2 separate regions of the Homo sapiens genome follow, and region 1 is linked to region 2. A link is an interaction called in ENCODE POLR2A ChIA-PET data of the cell type or tissue named here. Cell type or tissue: PC-3. All regions are shown on one strand. Links, peaks and the distances in the headings refer to the core of each region. The heading gives the core; the rest is flanking DNA. Region 1 overlaps TRIM37 (tripartite motif containing 37). Region 2 overlaps CLTC (clathrin heavy chain).

Region 1 (8,888 bases), core at 1,681-6,680, 610 kb after region 2:
AGTTCCACAGCAACAAGTAATACAGAAGAAAATGATATTGATGAAGAAACTATGTGAGTTTCCCACTTTACTACTGTAAAGCATTTAAGTGGTAATTATTAGAAGCATATTAACTAACTCACACTTAAATGTAGGGATATTCAGCACTTTTTTGAAAGATTGAATCAATAGTCAGTTTTCTCTCTCTAATCTCTGGGCTCTTAGCCAATAATTTTTGTTTGTGTTTTAACTTTTAAATTTGAATTTTGAAATTATTTTATACTTAAGAAAAGTTCAGAATTTCATGTTTCCTTCACACAGATTCATTCCCTATGAATATTTTGCTTTATATTTCTCTGTATATAATTTTTTCTGAAACACTTGAGATCGAATATACTTCTCATTGTGTACTTTTCTAAAAACAAGGATATTCTTACATAACTATAGAATAGTTATCAAAATCTGGAAATTAACATTGATGTAATACTGTAACCTTCTAAAAATTTGCCAGTAATGTCCTTTGTCAGGATCATGTTGCATTTAATTGTTAAATCGATTTAGTTATCTTCAATCTGGGTTACTTTTTTTTTTTTCCTTTTTTTTTGAGACGGAGTCTCGCTCTGTCGCCCAGGCTGGAGTGCAGTGGCATGATCTCAGCTCACTGCAAGCTCCACCTTCCGGATTACGCCATTCTCCTGCCTCAGCCTCCCGAGCAGCTAGAACTACAGGCGCCCGCCACCTCGCCCAGCTAATTTTTTGTATTTTTAGTAGAGACGGGGTTTCACCGTGTTAGCCAGGTTGGTCTTGATCTCCTGACCTCATGATCCGTCCACCTCGGCCTCCCAAAGTGTTGGGATTACAGGCGTGAGCCACCGCACCTGGCCAATCTGGGTTACTTTTTTAAAAATTTGTTTTTCGGCTGGGCACGGTGGCTCACGCCTGTAATCCCAGCACTCTGGGAGGCTGAGGCGGGTGGATCACGAGGTCAGGAGATCCAGACCATCCTGGCTAACACGGTGAAACCCCGTCTCTACTAAAAATACAAAAAAGAAATTAGCCAGGTGTGGTGGCAGGCGCCTGTAGTCCCAGCTACTTGGTAGGCTGAGGCAGGAGAATGGGGTGAACCCGGGAGGCGGAGCTTGCAGTGAGCTAAGATCACGCCACGGCACTCCAGCCTGGGCGACAGTTGAGACTCTGTCTCAAAAAAAAAAAAAAACTGTTTTTCATGACTAATACTTTCTGAGAAATACAGAATAGTTTATTTTGTAGAAAGTCCCTCAGTTTGGATTAGTCTGAAGTTTCCTCATGATTAGATAGAGGTTACACACTTTTGGCAGGGATACTACGGAAATGATAATGTATCCTTTTCACTGCGTCATACAGAGTGGAGCATGATGTCAGTATGTCCCATTACTTGTGGTTAATTTTGATCACTTAGTTGAGGTAGCATCCGCCAGGTTTCTTCACTCCAAAATTTGTACTTTTTCCTTTATAATTAATAAGTATCTTATGTATGGGACTGTAAATATCCTATTTTTCATCCTACTTTTTCCTATGAATTTTGACACCCTTTGATGAGTGTTGCCTGAAAAAGGTTACTGTGTTGATTGCCAAGTGGTGTTTTTCTAATTCCATTATTTCTTACTCATTCATTAGTTGCAATTTAAGGAAGAGCTTTTCCTTCTGCCCTGTTAATTGATGAACTAATGAATTTCATTAATGTGGATAATTTTTTTTTTTTGAGATGGAGTCTTGCTCTGTCACCCAGGCTGGCATGCAGTGTCACGATCTTGGCTCACTGCAACCTCCATCTCCTGGGTTCAAGTGATCCTTCCACCTCAGCCTCCCGAGTAGCAAGGATTACAGGCGTGCACCACCACGCCTGGCTATTTTTTTGTATTTTTAGTGGAGACGGGGTTTCACCATGTTGGCCAGGCTGGTCTTGAACTCCTGACTTCAGGTGATCTGCCCACTTCAGCCTCCCAAAGTGCTAGGATTACAGGTGTGAGCCACTGTGCCTGGCGATTTTTGGATTTTTAAACCAAGCTTGCATTCCTGGGACACATCCCACTTGGTCATAGTGTGTAATTTTTTTTCTTTTTTCTTTTTTTTTTTTTTGTGACGGAGTTTCGCACTGTCACCCGGGCTTAAGTGCAGTGGCATGATCTCGGCTCACTGCAACCTCCGCCTCCCGGGTTCAGGCGATTCTCCTGCCTCAGCCTCCCAAGTAGCTGGGATTACAGGCACCCACCACCACACCCAGCTAATTTTTTGTATTTTTAGTAGAGACGAGGTTTCACTGCGTTGGCCAGGCTGGTCTCAAACACCTGACCTCGTGATCCACCCGTCTTGGCCTCCCAAAGTGCTGGAATTACAGGTGTGATCCACTTCGCCCAGCCGTAATTTTTTTTTTCTTTTTTTTTTATTTGAAACGGAGTCTCGCTCTGTCCCCCAGGCTGGAGTGCAGTGGCGCAATATCCGCTCACTGCAAGCTCCGCCTTCTGGATTCACACCATTCTCCTGCCTCAGTCTCCCAAGTAGCTGGGACTACAGGTGCCCACCACCTTGCCCGGCTAATTTTGTTTTGTATTTTTAATAGAGATGGGGTTTCACCGTGTTAGCCAGGATGATCTCAATCTCCTGACCTTGTGATCTGCCTGCCTCGGCCTCCCAAAGTGCTGGGATTACAGGCATGAGCCACGGCACCCAGCAATTTTTTTTTTTTCCTAAGAGAATCTGGCTTTGTGGCCAGGCTGGAGTATGGTGGCATGATTATAGCTCCCTGTAACCTTCAACTCTGGCCTCAAGTGATCCACCTGCCTCAGCCTCCATAGTAGCTAGGACTACTGGTGTGCATCATCACACTCGGCTCATGATTCTTTTTATATGTTACTGCATTCTGTTTGCTAGTACAGTTGTCCCTCAGTATCCTTGCGGTATTGGTTCTAGGACCCCGCCCTTGGATACTAAAATCTGAGGATGCTCAAGTATCTTATATAAAATGGCAGAGTAGTTGCATATAACCTATGCACATCCTCCCCTATACTTTTAAATCATCTCTAGATTACTTATAATACCTAATACAATGCAAATGCTATGTAAGTAGTTGTTATACTCTATTGTATACAGAATAATGACAAGGGGAAAATGTCTGCGCATGACTTTATTTTGTTTTGTTTTATTTATTTTTTTTTGAGACGGAGTTTCGCTCTTGTCGCCCAGGCTGGAGTGCAGTGGCACAATCTCAGCTCACTGCAGCCTCCGTCTCCTGGGTTCAAGCAGTTCCCCTGCCTCAGCCTCCTGAGTAGCTGGGATTATACACGCCTGCCACTACGCCCGACTAATTTTTTGTAGTTTTAGTAGAGACAGGGTTTTGCAATGTTGACCAGGCTGGTTTTGAACTCCTGGCCTCAGGTGAGCCACAGCACCCGGCCGGCTTTATTTTTTGAGACGGGGTCTTGCCCTGTCACCCAAGCTGGAGTGCAGTGGTCGCGTGATCACAGCTCACTGCAACCTCGACCTCCTGGGCTCAAGTGATCCTCCCACCTCAGTTTTCCAAGTAGCTAGGACTACAGGTGCATGCCAACACACCTGGCTAATTTTTTAATATTTTGTAGAGACAGGGTCTCACTATGTTGCCTTACTATGTTCTAGGCTGGCCCGGAGCTCCTAGGCTCAAGAAGTCCCTCCAGCCTCGGCTTCCCAAAGTGCTGGGATTACAGGCATGAACCACCACACCAGGGCTTAAAAAATATTTTTGATCCACAGTTGGTTGAATGCACAGATGCAGAGCCCACAGATAAAGAAGGCCAACTATATTTCGTTGATGCTCTTAATAGTGTTGTATGTTTCTCTGAGTGTTGTATGTGTCTCTGCTTCTCCCCATAGGCAAAATCTCTGAGCCAAAGCTTTGAAGTTGGAGTAAGGATAAAGGTGTACCTCTCTTACTTTAGAAGCTGAGCTAACTGGATGTTGGGGACAGTAGCCTTAGTTCTTTCCTTTTCAGGCTTGGGACCTCCACCTTATGAATAAGCTGGGGCAGGGATGATCTGGGCCCCAGTATTCTCATCATGCTGCATCCAGGTAGAGCATCTAGTCCACAAGTGGGTCTCAGCAGAAGGGAGTCTCCACCTCTTGGCCGTGTGTGCCTGTACTATAGCATCAGCAATAGGTAGCTGGGGGCAGAATGAGAGATGCTGATACCTTGCCACTCCCAGGAATATAGCCCTCCTCTTGGAAGTTCGGGAAGTGGGAGGCCTGTGTTCTTCACTGCACCAGTCTGGAGTGGAATTTCTGTAACACCAAGTTAGGAAGTGGAGTGATCTTGGTTCAAATACTGCAGATGCCCACTTGTCTTACCCAGTTTTTATAGATTTTTTTGAGTAGATGTTTCTTCATTTGCTGTATGCCCTTGGGACCATTTCCAGAGTCGTTAAGTGGTTGTTTTTAAAATAATTGTCACCAGTTTGACTAAAGAGCAGACCTACAGAGCTCCTTACATTGTCAAGCTGGGTGCTTATCTTGAGATTTCCTTAAATACCCAAGACTGTCATTGACTGGTACTGTTTCAAGTAGTATGTTGTTTAAAATAAAGTAATAGTGATTGTTTTTTAACATGAGAGACTTTGTATGGCCGAGTAGGAAGTAATACCCTCTTTGCTGAAATATTATTTTTGAAAAATGGTATTTAGTCATATACAGTAATTTGGGCTTTTTTTGGATGTTAAAATGTAGTGTTTTAAGCCTAACACTACATGTAGTGTTTTAAGCTTATTGCCATTAAGCTACCAGTTCTCTGAAGCTGTAATTTCTTCTAACAGTGGTTCTTGTATTTATTAGTGTTTCTAACACTAATTAAATAGGAGAGATTAATCTCTTCTAATAGTGGTTCTTAGATTTTTTAGTGTTTCATTTATTTCTATTTTTTTGCCTGACACAGTTCTTTTTTTTTAATCTTCCTTTCCTTTCCTTTCCTGTCCTGTCCTGTCCTCCTTGAGACAGAGTCTCGCTCTGTCGTCCAGGCTGAAGTGCAGTAGTGCAATCTTGGCTCACTACAACCTCCACCTCCCGGGTTCAACCGATTCTGCTGCCTCAGCCTCCCGAGGAGCTGGGATTACAGGTCCCCACCACAACGCCCAGCTAATTTTTGTATTTTTAGGAGAGACAGGGTTTTGCCATGTTGGCCAGGCTGGTCTCGAAATCCTGACCTCAGGTGATCCTCCCACCTTAGCCTCCCAAAGTTCTGGGATTTCAGGCGTGAGTCACTGCGCCCGGCCTTGAGATATATATATATATATATATATATATTTTTTTTTTTTTTTTTTTAAATTCCTTTTTTTCTTAGCTTTCTAAGAAGAACTGGCTGATTTTTTTTTTTTTTTTGAGATGGAGTCTCGCTCTGTCGCCCAGGCTGGAGTGCAGTTGTGCAATCTTGGCTCACTGCAAGCTTGCCTCCTGGGTTCACGCCATTCTCCTGATTCAGCCTCCTGAGTAGCTGGGACTACAGGTGCCTGCCACCACACCCAGCTAATTTTTTGTATTTTTAGTAGAGACAGGGTTTCACCGTGTTAGCCAGGATGGTCTCGATCTCCTGACCTCGTGATCCGCCTGCCTCAGCCTCCCAAAGTGCTGGGATTACAGGCATGAGCCACCGCGCCCGGCCGATATTTTTTAAAGGTTGTTTAAACAATAACATTAACGCTACTTAAATTTGGAAAATGACAAAAATCTTTCTCCTTTTTGTATTTAGAAATATCTTATTTCACAGAAAAATCTGCATATCATAAAATTTATTGAGGTGTGAAAAACAACGTTTATTGTATCACTCTATATAAATGATGGATTTTGTATATTCTTAGGTCTGGAGAAAATGATGTGGAATATAACAACATGGAATTAGAAGAGGGAGAACTCATGGAAGATGCAGCTGCTGCAGGACCCGCAGGTAATGAGGTCACTCCACTGCCTCCAAGCCATTCTGTTTTCTCTCTGCTCTTCTCTGACTGTATTATATTTTAAATAGGTGGTAGCCACTGCTTGTACATGGTTCATGGTGTTGGAAGTGGTATATCTTATAATATGGATTTTTTAGAGTTTATTACTAAAGATATTTAAAACAATAGCTAACATTTGAAAAATGTTTTATGTACCAGGCACTGTGAGAAGCACTTTAAGTACCTTATATTAATAAAATTCTGTGTGATACATTCACTGATGCATAGAGAAATTAAAGCAACTTGCCAACTTTTAACAATTTAGTAAATGAGAGTAATTGAATCCCCAGATTTGTTTGTATCCCATGCTCATATTTTATACTATTCTTTCTGATATAAAGTCTTATTTGTATATCTTGCTAGACTATAGAATGATCTCAGTGGAATCATTGACTCTTAGACTTACGAAGGATCTTAAAGAGCTCATTTTATAGTTTTCAGTTACCTGGTCATATAGCTGGTTGTTAGTACAACCAGACTAGAACCCCAGATTGTCCTGGGTTTGTGGACCCAGCATTTTTCTCCCAAACTAAAACACTGCTTCTCCTGGGAAGAACTGACTTATATAATGAGTACTTTTTTGTGTGTTCTCGGATCTATTTAATTAAGTAGTGAATCTTGGTTAGAGTAATTAAAAGTTAGCTTTCTACTGTTTCTGTTTTACCCATGTTCTCCTCAGTATGAACACTGGCATATTCTTTTTTTTTTTTTGAGACGGAGTCTCGCTCTGTCGCCCAGGTCGGACTGCGGACTGCAGTGGCGCAATCTCGGCTCACTGCAAGCTCCGCTTCCCGGGTTCACGCCATTCTCCTGCCTCAGCCTCCCGAGTAGCTGGGACTACAGGCGCCCGCCACCGCGCCCGGCTAATTTTTTGTATTTTTAGTAGAGACGGGGTTTCACCTTGTTAGCCAGGATGGTCTTGATCTCCTGACCTCATGATCCACCCGCCTCGGCCTCCCAAAGTGCTGGGATTACAGGCGTGAGCCACCGCGCCCGGCCTGGCATATTCTTAATATGCTGGGATAACTAAAGATTTCTTAAATACTAGTCCTCACCATTTCAACTCCAACCTAAGCTCTATATTCTTTCTACTCCTGACTTTAATCCTGGGTAATCTTATCCACACCTGTATTTCAGTTACTGTCTATATGCTGATTACTTTTCAAGTTCTTTCTTTAGCCTTTGTCTTTCCATAGTTTCCAAACCCATGTCTTGGTGTGTGATTCAGCACTTCCCAAACACAAATTACTGTCTTTTCATCTGCCAGCCTGCCTGTCAGCAGTAGCCACCGTGACTGATAATGCTATACATTCTTTACTTCTTCCTCTCCCTAAAACTTTACCTTTAGTGTATTACCAAGATCTGTTGGTTCTGTGTCCTAAATCGTGCATAAATTCATTTGGTACTCCCACTCCTTTGCCATTTCTAGTCTAGGCCTCTGTCTTTCACCTGGGTTCCTTGTATTTATTATTGTTCCCCTCCATTGTATTTTTACAGCATGGATTCAGAATGAGGGTGTTTTTTTCTTTCTGATTAATATCTAATCATGTTACTTCTCTACCAGTCTTGGTGACTCACGCCTGTAATCTCAGCACTTTGGGAGGCTGATGTGGGTGCATCGCTTGAGTCCAGGAGTTTGAGACCAGCCTGGGCAACGTGGTGAAACCTTGTCTCTACAAAAAAATACAAAAAAATTAGCCAGATGTGGTGGCTAAATTGCTGCCTGTGGTCCCAGCTATTTGGGAAGCTGAGGTGGGAGGATCACCTGAGCCCAGGAAGCGGAGCCTGCAGTAAGCTGAGATAGCACCACTGTACTCCAGCCTGGGCAACAGAGTGAGACCCTGTGTCAAAAATAGAAATAAAAATAATGAAAAATAATATCTAATCATGTTATTTCTCTACTTAAAAACTCTTTAAGGATTATATTTATTATAGGATAAAGTCCAAACTTGTTAACATGGCACATAAATTCCTTTGTGTCTGGATTCCTGTTTGTTTCCTTAGCCTTATTTCTGTCATTCCTCTGTATCATTCTTTAGTCAGGAGGAACTTCAAAGAATCACAAGATCTACCAATTTGGAGAGAAGAGCTTTAATTCTTATAAAGACTGGCCATCCTGGGCCGGGTGTGGTGGCTCACACCTGTAATCCCAGCACGTTGGGAGGCCGAGGTGGGTGGATCACGATGTCAGCAGATTGAGACCATCCTGGCTAACATGATGGAACCCCCTCTCTACTAAAAATACAAAAATTAGCCAGGTGTGATGGCAGGCGCCTGTAGTCCCAGCTACTCGGGAGGCTGAGGCAGGAGAATGTCGTGAACCTGGGAGGCGGAGCTTGCAGTGAGCTGAGATTGCGCCACCGCACTCCAACCTGGGTGACAGAGCGAGACTCCATCTCAAAAAAAAAAAAAAGACTGGCCATCCTGACAGGCTGGGAAGTGTGGCCTCTGGCAAAGACTAAAAGCAGGCACTTTGCAGGAGGGAAGGGTAACATAGGAATTGATGCTGAATAAGTTGGCCAAGTACAACTAAATCGATTCAGCAGGCTATAGGAGGAGCTGTGAACATCATGAAAAGGGAAACACACGCATGCATAGTAGACAAACATGCATGTTACATGCATTTCATGTTTACTTTGGAGTGGGGACTGAACAATTTAAATGCATTACAATTAGGCCCTGTTGTCAAAAGGTAAAGCCAAGGACACGAAGGCACTCAATGCTCAGCCTCTGTATACGGGCCAGAACCAGTCCATGGTTGGCGACTCCTATCAGGAGAAAGTTACTGAAATCAGTCTCTTGTCCAGTCAAAGCTGTAGTTACGGCTGTGGAACAGGGAGTGAGTCAGTCAGCATCTGGCAGTCAGTAAGCTGCAATTGTTTCAATATTGCTTATCTTGAGGCCAGTGCTTGCTTA
Region 2 (8,888 bases), core at 2,538-7,537:
ATAACATTTTTCAAAAATTAACTGAATGAAGGAGAAACAAAATCTATCTACTTCCTTTGCTTATTATCTGGGAAAAATACTAATTTGGAAGAAAATGAGTAAAAGGCAAGACCAGTAACAGTATTTTTAAAATGTTTAGCCATTTTTCAGAAAATTAACATAGCTCCTGGTAAAATATTCTTATTAATATTAAAATAGGCTGTGCGCCGTGACTCACGCCTGTAATCCCAGCACTTTGGGAGGCTGGGGCGGGTGGATCACAAGGTCAGGAGTTTGAGACCAGCCTGGCCAAAATGGTGAAAGCCCGCCTCTACTAAAAATACAGAAATTAGCCGGGTGCAGTGACTCACATCTGTAATTGCAGCTACTTGGGAGGATGAGGCAAGAGAATTGCTTAAACCCGGGAAGTGGAGGTTGTAGTGAGCTGAGATCATGCCACTGCACTCTAACCTGGGTGACAGAGCAAGACTCCATCTCAAGAAAAAAAAAAAAAAAAAAAAAATTAAAATAATAAGATGACAGATAAAGAATCACTTGCTAGATGGTATGAAGAGGTTTTTCAAAAATGACAAATTTAGAACGGATAATATTTTTCCTACCAAACTGATTAGCTTTCCAGGCATCCCACAAGAGGTACTGAAACATATCACCTTCTAACATGTAATAGTAATGCTTAATTAAGGAGCTAGGAAAAGGGATGTAGGTAGAATTCTTTTCCCTGTAGTTGATAATTGCTCTGCCTTGGAGATAACAGAAAATTCCTTAAAAAAATAGTCTGTCAAATATGACCCTAAATTGTTTCTTTGCATGGGGAATCACTTCTTTTGACAGTAATGCATCTATACAGTCCTAGATGGCTATAAACCAGTTTCTCTGAGACAGGATTAAAGAGAGACTTTGTATTCATACACATCTCTATTTTTAGGTATATATTATTTTCTTTTTTATCAGCTTACATCGTGCTTTGATATATATTATTTTCTAATATCCAAAGTTACTATTTACTTTTTGGAAAAAAACTAACAGTAATATGTTTATTTTCTATTTTTTAATCTTGGGGAGTAATTTCTCAAAAGGACAGGATTGTTCCCAACTCATCAGGTTATCTTATTTTATTGCTTAAGTTTCAAGGTTTCCTTACTTGTCCCTTTCTGTTTACTCCAATTATTCCAGCTGTGGCTTCATGAGGTGCAGTAACAAAAATTGTTTCTCCACTGATTCTATTCATGTAGATGCAGGTACCAGTCTCAAGATCATAGAGGTGGATATAACCATACTTGGTTATCAAGAACACCACATCATGCTTTTCACTGATCTACAGAAAGAAAATCAACACTTTAGTAAAATAATGAATCTACAAACAGAAAATAAAAACATTCAGTCTAATTCCATTTTAGAGATGGTAAAATTCCAGAACAAGAGGGTTATTTGAAAAATTATAAGCTAATATTTAAAGTTTCCTTCATTTCTACAGCACATTTAAATATGGATATCCCAAGCTCTTATATAACATGAAACTGATAAGAGGAAAGACAATTCAAAACTTAGATAGCACAGTTTACGTATTACAGGGATACCTCATTTTACTGCACTTTGCAGTGCAGATGAATCTTTACGAATGGAAGGTTTATGGCAACCCTGCATCGAGCAAGCCTATTGGCACTATTTTCCAACAGCATGTGCTCTCTTCAGTGTCTCTGTGTCACGTTTTCATTAATTCTCACAATATTTCAAACCTTTTCATTATTGTATCTGTCATGTTGATCTGTGGCCAGTCATCTTTGATGTAACTATTATTTTGGGGTGTGATGAATTGCACCCACATAAGACAGCAAACTGAACTGATAAATATTGTGTGTGTTCTGACTGCTCCACCAACCAGCTGTTCTCCCGTTTCTTTCCCTTTCCTCAGGCCTCCCTATTACCTGAGACACAACAATATTAGGCCAATATAATAACTACAATTGCCTCTATGTGTTCTACCTCTCTTTTTAAATCGAAAGCTAGAAGTAATTTTAAGTTTAGTGAAAAAGACATGTCCAAGGCCAAGATAGGCTGAATGGTGGGCCTTTTGACCTAGCCAAGTTGTGAATACAAAGGAAAATTCTTGAAGGAAATTAAAGTGCTACTCCAGTGAACACATGAATGATAAGAAAACCTAACAGCTTTCTTGCTGATATGCAGAAAGTGCACTGGTGCAGTGGCTTACAAATGTAATCCCAGTCTCATTTTCTCACATCTAAGAAACCTACCACAGACAAAGTCAAACTCTAGGTACTTGCCATATTGAGATAATGTTTTGCAGGCCAAAGAGAAATAAAACGATTCTACTTTTGAATTTATGTAACTATCTAAATGAGCAGTTTTTTTCTCTTTTAAAATGTTATAGGCCAAGTGCAGTGGCTAATGCCTGTAATCCTAGCACTTTAGGAGGCCGAGGTGGGTGGATTGCCTGAGCTCAGGAGTTCGAGACCACCCTGGGCAAAACAGTGAAACCCTGTCTCTACTAAATACGGAAGAAATTAGCCAGGCATGGCAGTGTGCACCTGTAGTCCCAGCTACTGGGGAGGCTGAGGCAGGAGAATTGCTTGACCCCGGAGGCGGAGGTTGCAGTGAGCCGAGATGGTGCCACTGCACTCCAGCCTGGGCGACAGAGTGAGATTCCGTCTCTAAAAGAAAAATGTTATACACAGCTGGGTGCAGTGGCTCATGCCTGTAATCTCAGCACTTTGGGAGGCTGAGGCAGGTGGATCACTTGAGGTCAGGAGTTCGAGACCAGCCTGACCAACACGGTGAAGCCCTGTCTCTACTAAAAATACAAAAAAATTACCCAGGTGGGGTGGTGCGCGCCTGTAATCCCAGCTACATGGGAGGCTGAGGCACAATAATCACTTGAACCCGAGACGTGGAGGGTGCAGTGAGCTGAGATTGCGCCACTGCACTCCAGCCTGGGTGACAGAGCGAGACCGTCTCAAATAAAAATACAAATAAAAATGTTATACACTAGCCAGGTGCAGTGGTATGTGTCTGTATCCCAGCCACAGAGGAGGCTGAGGCAGAAGGATCACTTAAGGCCAGGAGTTTAAGACCAGCCTGGGCTGGGCATGGTGGCTCACGCCTGTGATCCCAGCACTTTGGGAGGCCAAGGTGGGCAGATCATTTGAGGTCAGGAGTTCAAGACCAGCCTGACCAACATGGCGAAACCCCAACTCTACTAAAAATACAAAAATTAGCCAGGTGTGGTGGCGGGTGCCTGTAATCCCAGCTACTCGGGAGGCTGAGGCATGAGAATCGCTTGAATCCAGGAGGCAGAGATTGCAGTGAGCTGAGATTGCGCCACTGCACTTCAGTCTGGGCAATAGAGAGACTCAGTGTCAAAAAAAAAAAAAAGACCAGCCAGGGCAACACAGTGAGACATTGTCTCTAAAATATTTTTTAAGTAGCCAGGCGTACTGGCATGTACCTGTAGTCCTACCTACTCTTAGCTACTCTGGAGGCTGAGGCAAGAGGATCAGTTGAGCCCAGGAGTTCCAAGGCTGCAGTGAGCTATGATCACAGCACTGCCTTCCAGCCTGGGCAACAGAGGGAGAACCTATCTCTTTAAAGAGGGAGAGGGAAAGGGAAAGAAAGAGGGGGAGAGAGGAGGAGAGGGAGAGGCAGAAGGAGAGGGAGAGGAGGCCGGGCGTGGTGGCTCATGCCTGTAATCCCACCACTTTGGGAGGCCGAGGTGGGTGGATCACGAGGTCAGGAGATCGAGACCATCCTGGCTAACACCGTGAAACCCCATCTCTACTAAAAATACAAAAAATTAGCCGAGGGTGGTGGTGGGTGCCTGTAGTCCCAGCTACTCGGGAGGCTGAGGCAGGAGAATGGCGTGAACCCAGGAGGCGGAGCTTGCAGTGAGCCGAGATCGCACCACTGCACTCCAGCCTGGGCGACAGAGAGAGACTCTGTCTCAAAAAAAAAAATAAATAAAATAAATAAATAAATAAATAAACAAATAAATAAAATAAAAGATCCAACCAGCTACAACATTCTCTTAAGCCAAAGCCTAATCTAGTTTAAGGCCCTAACTCTCCTCAATTCTGTGAAGGCTCAGAGAGGTGAGAAAGCAACAGAAGAAAAATTTGAAGGTAGCATAAGTTGATTCATGAGGTTTAAGCAAATAAACCATCTCTATAACATAAAAGTGCAAGGTGAAAAACCAAGTACTGATGTAGAAACTGCAGCAAGTTATATGGAAGATCTAGCTAAGATCATTGAAGGTGGCTACACTAAACAACAGATTTTCTCTACAGAGAAGTCAATGCCTGGCTTTAATGGACAGGCTGACTCTCTTATTAGGAACTAATGATGCTGGTGACTTTAAGGTGAAGCCAATGCTCATCTGCTATTCCAAAAATCCTAGGACCTTCAAGAATTATGCTAAATCTACTTTGCCTATGCTATAGAAATGGAACAGCAAAGCCCTGATGACAGCACATCTGTTTACAGCATGGTTTACTAAATCTTTTTATGCCTACTGTTGAGACCTACTGCTCAGAAAAAAAAAGATTCCTTTCAAAATGTTACTGCTCATCGACAATGCACATAGTCACCCAAGAGCTCTAATGGAGATATACAAGGAGATTAATATTGCTTTCATGTCTGCGAAGACAGCATCCACTCTGAAGCCTATGGACCAAAGAAGTAATTTTGACTTACAAGTCTTCTTATTTAAGAAATATTATTTCATAAGACCACAGCTGCCCTGAACAGTGATTCATCTGATGGATCTGGGCAAAGTAAATTTAAGTGAATCTGGAAAGGATTCACCACAGTAAATTTAAGTAACGGTCAATCTGGAAAGGATTCATCATTCTAGATGCCACTAAGAACACTGATGATTCATGGGAGGAAGTCAAAATATCAACATTAAAAGGAGTTTGGAAGAGGCTGATTCCAACCTTCATGGATGACTGAGGAGTTCAAGACTTGAGTGGAGCAAGTAAGTGGAGATGTGGTAGAAATAGCAAGAAAACCAGAATTAGAAATAGAGCCTAAAAATGTGACTGAATTACTGTAATCTCCTAGTAAAGGAGCTGCTTCTTAAGGATGGGCAAAGAAAAGAGGTTTCTTGAGATAAAATCTACTGCTGGTAAAGGTGCTGTGAACATTGCTGAATGACAACAAAGGATTTAGATTATTACAGAAACTTAGCTAATAAAGCAGTGGCAGGGTTTGAAAGAACTGACTCCAATTCTGAAAGATCTACTGTGGGTAAAATGCTATCAAACAGCAATGCACAGAGAAATCTTTTGTGAAAGAGTCAATTGATGCAGCAAACTTCTTTGCTGTCTTATTTTACGAAACTGCCACAGCCACCTCAACCTTCAGCAACCACCACTCTGATTATTCAGCAGCCATCGACATTGAGAAAAGACTTTCCACAAGCAAAAAGATTACAACTCACTAAAGGCTCAAATAATCATTAACATTTTTTAGCAATAAAGTATTTTTAAATTACAGTATGTATACTGTTTTTCTAGACAATGCTATTTCACACTTTACAGTAGACTACAGCATAGTGTTAAGTGTAACTTTGATCTGCACTGGGAAACCAAAGAATTCTTATGACTCACTTTGTTGTGGTATTTACTTTATTGTGGTGGTCTGGAGCCAAACCTCATAATAGGCCTAAGGTAGTCCTGTACATGAAAAGCCAAGGTATTATTTTACAAAGCTTCACTAATAAACTTTAAAAAAGTATTCTTTTAAGCATCACTTAAATTATATCTACCATGAATAGTCTTTGGGTTAATTTCTTTTAAGAGGAGAGATTTTTAAAAAGTCATTTATTTTGCTTAAAATACCTGCATTGCAACAGGAAAATCATTTTGTGCTTCTGGAGGAAAGAAGACATCCACTGCCTTCTTTGGAAAGGGCTGGTTCCCTGTAGGTGGTGTGCCAACTTCAATAATATGTAACTGTTCAAAAGAAAATCAAAATGTATATAAACCTATACATTAGCAGTTGATCACAGCAGCTTTATTTGTAGCCCCCAAATGGAAACAACCAACATGTTCTACAGAAGATCAATGTTAAATGGTTTTGGTTACATCCATACCATGGAATACTTGGTAATAAAAAGGAACAAACTTTCATGAACATTATGGTGAGTGAAAAAAAAGAAGCCAATCTTAAAAGGTCACATACTGTATGATTCCATTTATGTAACATTTCTAAAGTGACAAAATTATAGAGATGGAGAATAAATTAGTGGTTGCCAGGAGCTAGGGATGGTGTGAGAGAGGGGGAGTGGGTGTGACGCTACAGTCATAAGGGAAATCACTGTGGTGATAAAATAGTTATCTACTCATGATAAAATGACACAGAATTATACAATTGTACCAATGTCAATTTCCTGGTTTTTCTACTGTACTACAGCTGTGTAAGATGTAGCCATTGGGAGAAACTGGGTAAAGAACACAGGGGACTGTTCTGTACTGTCTTTACAGCTTCCTATAAATCTGTATTATTTTAAGATAAATGCATTTTTAAAAGTCAGCTGATACTCGGGAGGCTGAGGCAGGAGAATCGCTTGAACCCAGGAGGTGGAGGTTGCAGGGAACCGGGATCGTGCCACTGCATTCCAGCCTGGGCAACAGAGCAAGACTCCATCTCAAAAAAAAAAAAAAAAAAAAAAGTCATCTGAATATCTGAAATAATCATACCTCAAATAATCTACCTGAAATAAATGGTATAGAAGGGTAATACATTACCTACAATGGTACTTTTCTCCTAGCTTTAAATTTTAATTTAGTATTTCCAAATAGAAACCTAAGTTGTTAAATTCTTCTCTACCTATACATATACACTAAAACAGAATGAATGTATATACCTAATTTGAGTTGTCTCTCTAATCACAAACATCCCATAAACTAAATGAGAACATTTTGGTTTAAAATATCCAATGCTGCACATAAGCCAGGCAAGAGAAAAGTAAATAATCTCAATGAAAAAGTACTATATATTTTCCTTAGTCATGCCAGAAATGAACTCAGACAAAAAAAAATTCAGTTTCCAAGACACATACCATATGAATGTTATAGGGTCTCATCATCCTTCATTAGGATGACTAGCCATACTGAAAAACTTGGTATCTTCCTTCAAAAGCCATGGCAGACAGGATAGCACCATGTATGAAATAATAGGCTCAATAACCTATAAACAGGTTTCCAGATACTGTTCAAAATGACATTGAAACTTTTTTCTAGTAGAACTTTTCAATAAATGTCCTGCCTTATGTTTTAAGGATAATATCTAATTTCTAAAACTATGTGTTTTTTTCTGTTTAAATTTCATCTATTCAGATCTAAATATCAGTGCTTTCTACCACTGTCACATTGAGGTGTTGGTAGCATTATCCTCAATTCAGGGGCTATCGTGAAATTTTAAGCAGAATTGTATGTCATTACTTACTGTTTCCTCTCTCCTGACAGGCTACAGATGATATCTTAAGCAATCTCTATCTCAATTTTTAAAAACTGCTTACTTACAAAGAGAGAGACACATGTCCTAACAAAAGTGAAGTTCAAATTTTTTGGTCTGCCTAGAATCTAAACCCTCTTCCTGATGGGACAACAAGAGGGAAGATACTCTTTACAAGTTTTGTTGGTGGTAGAACCAGCCTTCTGTTTTAGGAGCACCAAACACCAAATAATTATTTCCAAACCTCTCAGACATAAGATGTGGGCATCTGATCTTGCCTAAAACTAGACTTTGAACAGGGAGCTAGGAACACAAAAGTATTAGGATTTCAGAGATGCTACTCTGGTAGTGGAAATAGTAGTCAAATCGAATTTCCAAGCATCCAGAAATGCAATCATGGATCCAGAAGTGTCCTCAGAGTTCTGTGGAATAGTTGTTGGCTGGGACCCTGACCACTGCTCATTTTCCATTATTTCTCCTCATTTCCCAGTCTTGGTTTTACAGCCTCCCCAGCTGTTGTAAACTATCCAATATCCTTCACTAAACAGACCATTGCTCTAATCAACCAGACCTTGTTTCTATTACCTGCAACTAAGTCTAATATACAAAGTACTACAATCTGTCCAGGCGATTCCAATGTGTAGTCATGGTTGAAAACCTCTAACTTAAGTCAGTGTTATTCACCTGTAGTCTACATTGCCTCTATATCAAGCCATATAAGGTATTTAAAATGCAGATTATATTGGGAGACCAAGGCGGGAGGATCACTTGGACCCAGAGGTTTGAGACCAGCCTGGGCAGTATAGTGAGACCCTGTCTCTACAAAAATACAAAATTTAGCCAGGCATGGTGGCACATGCCTGTAGTCCCAGCTACTCGGGAGGCTGAGACAGAGGGATCACTTGAGCCCAGAAGGTCGAGGCTGCAGTGAGCCCATGACTGCGCCACTGCACTCCAGCCTGGGCAACAGAGTGACACCCTGTCTCAAAAAGCAACAAATAAACAAAAAAAATTATAGGCAACACCTACTAAATCAAACTCTCTAGATGTACAGCATATAAATGTGCACTTTAGCAATCAAAGAATATAAACAGCCAACAGAACGAGTTGTGAAAGAACATTATTCATTTTAGACAAGTATCACTAGATGCAAAATTTGAACAAATTAAGTCACCACAAATGTGAATACTAAAATTACTTAGGAAGGGAGAAGGCTATTTTGAAATTAGATGACTAATTCATAGCAGAAAGCCAAATACAAGTTCTCATTAAAATAATTACCAAAGCCAAAACTTACCTTCCCTCCAGCTTGGCCCCGAACTGCAAAACAAAATAACGTTGATTCTTCTGCATTTCCTTCCATCTTAAACTGTGCAAAGCTAGCTGCATGTCCTTCAATGGGCTGAGACACTTTCCTA

The links. Peaks named below come from ENCODE experiments on the same cell type or tissue, not always from the same donor. Only the 100,000 strongest peaks of a DNase experiment are listed, where the experiment ranks them.
Region 1: POLR2A ChIA-PET joins it to region 2 with 5 read pairs; 2 of 35 experiments call an interaction of 5 or more read pairs at or near these places.

Annotation. Positions count from the first base shown.
Region 1 is chr17:59,038,848-59,047,735 of GRCh38, reverse strand. TRIM37 (tripartite motif containing 37) reads left to right here. Exons shown (of 24, transcript NM_015294.6): 16 at 1-53; 17 at 5,838-5,923. Among named protein-coding and RNA genes, the nearest start is that of TRIM37, 64 kb to the left of the region's middle. In PC-3, for the core only: no CTCF peak of the experiment used is centred there; no DNase peak of the experiment used is centred there.
Region 2 is chr17:59,648,281-59,657,168 of GRCh38, reverse strand. It overlaps CLTC (clathrin heavy chain), which reads right to left. Exons shown (of 32, transcript NM_004859.4): 4 at 8,768-8,888; 5 at 5,853-5,966; 6 at 1,142-1,315. Among named protein-coding and RNA genes, the nearest start is that of CLTC, 33 kb to the right of the region's middle. In PC-3, for the core only: no CTCF peak of the experiment used is centred there; DNase peaks (open chromatin) are centred at 4,838 and 5,638; H3K27ac peaks cover 1,026 bases.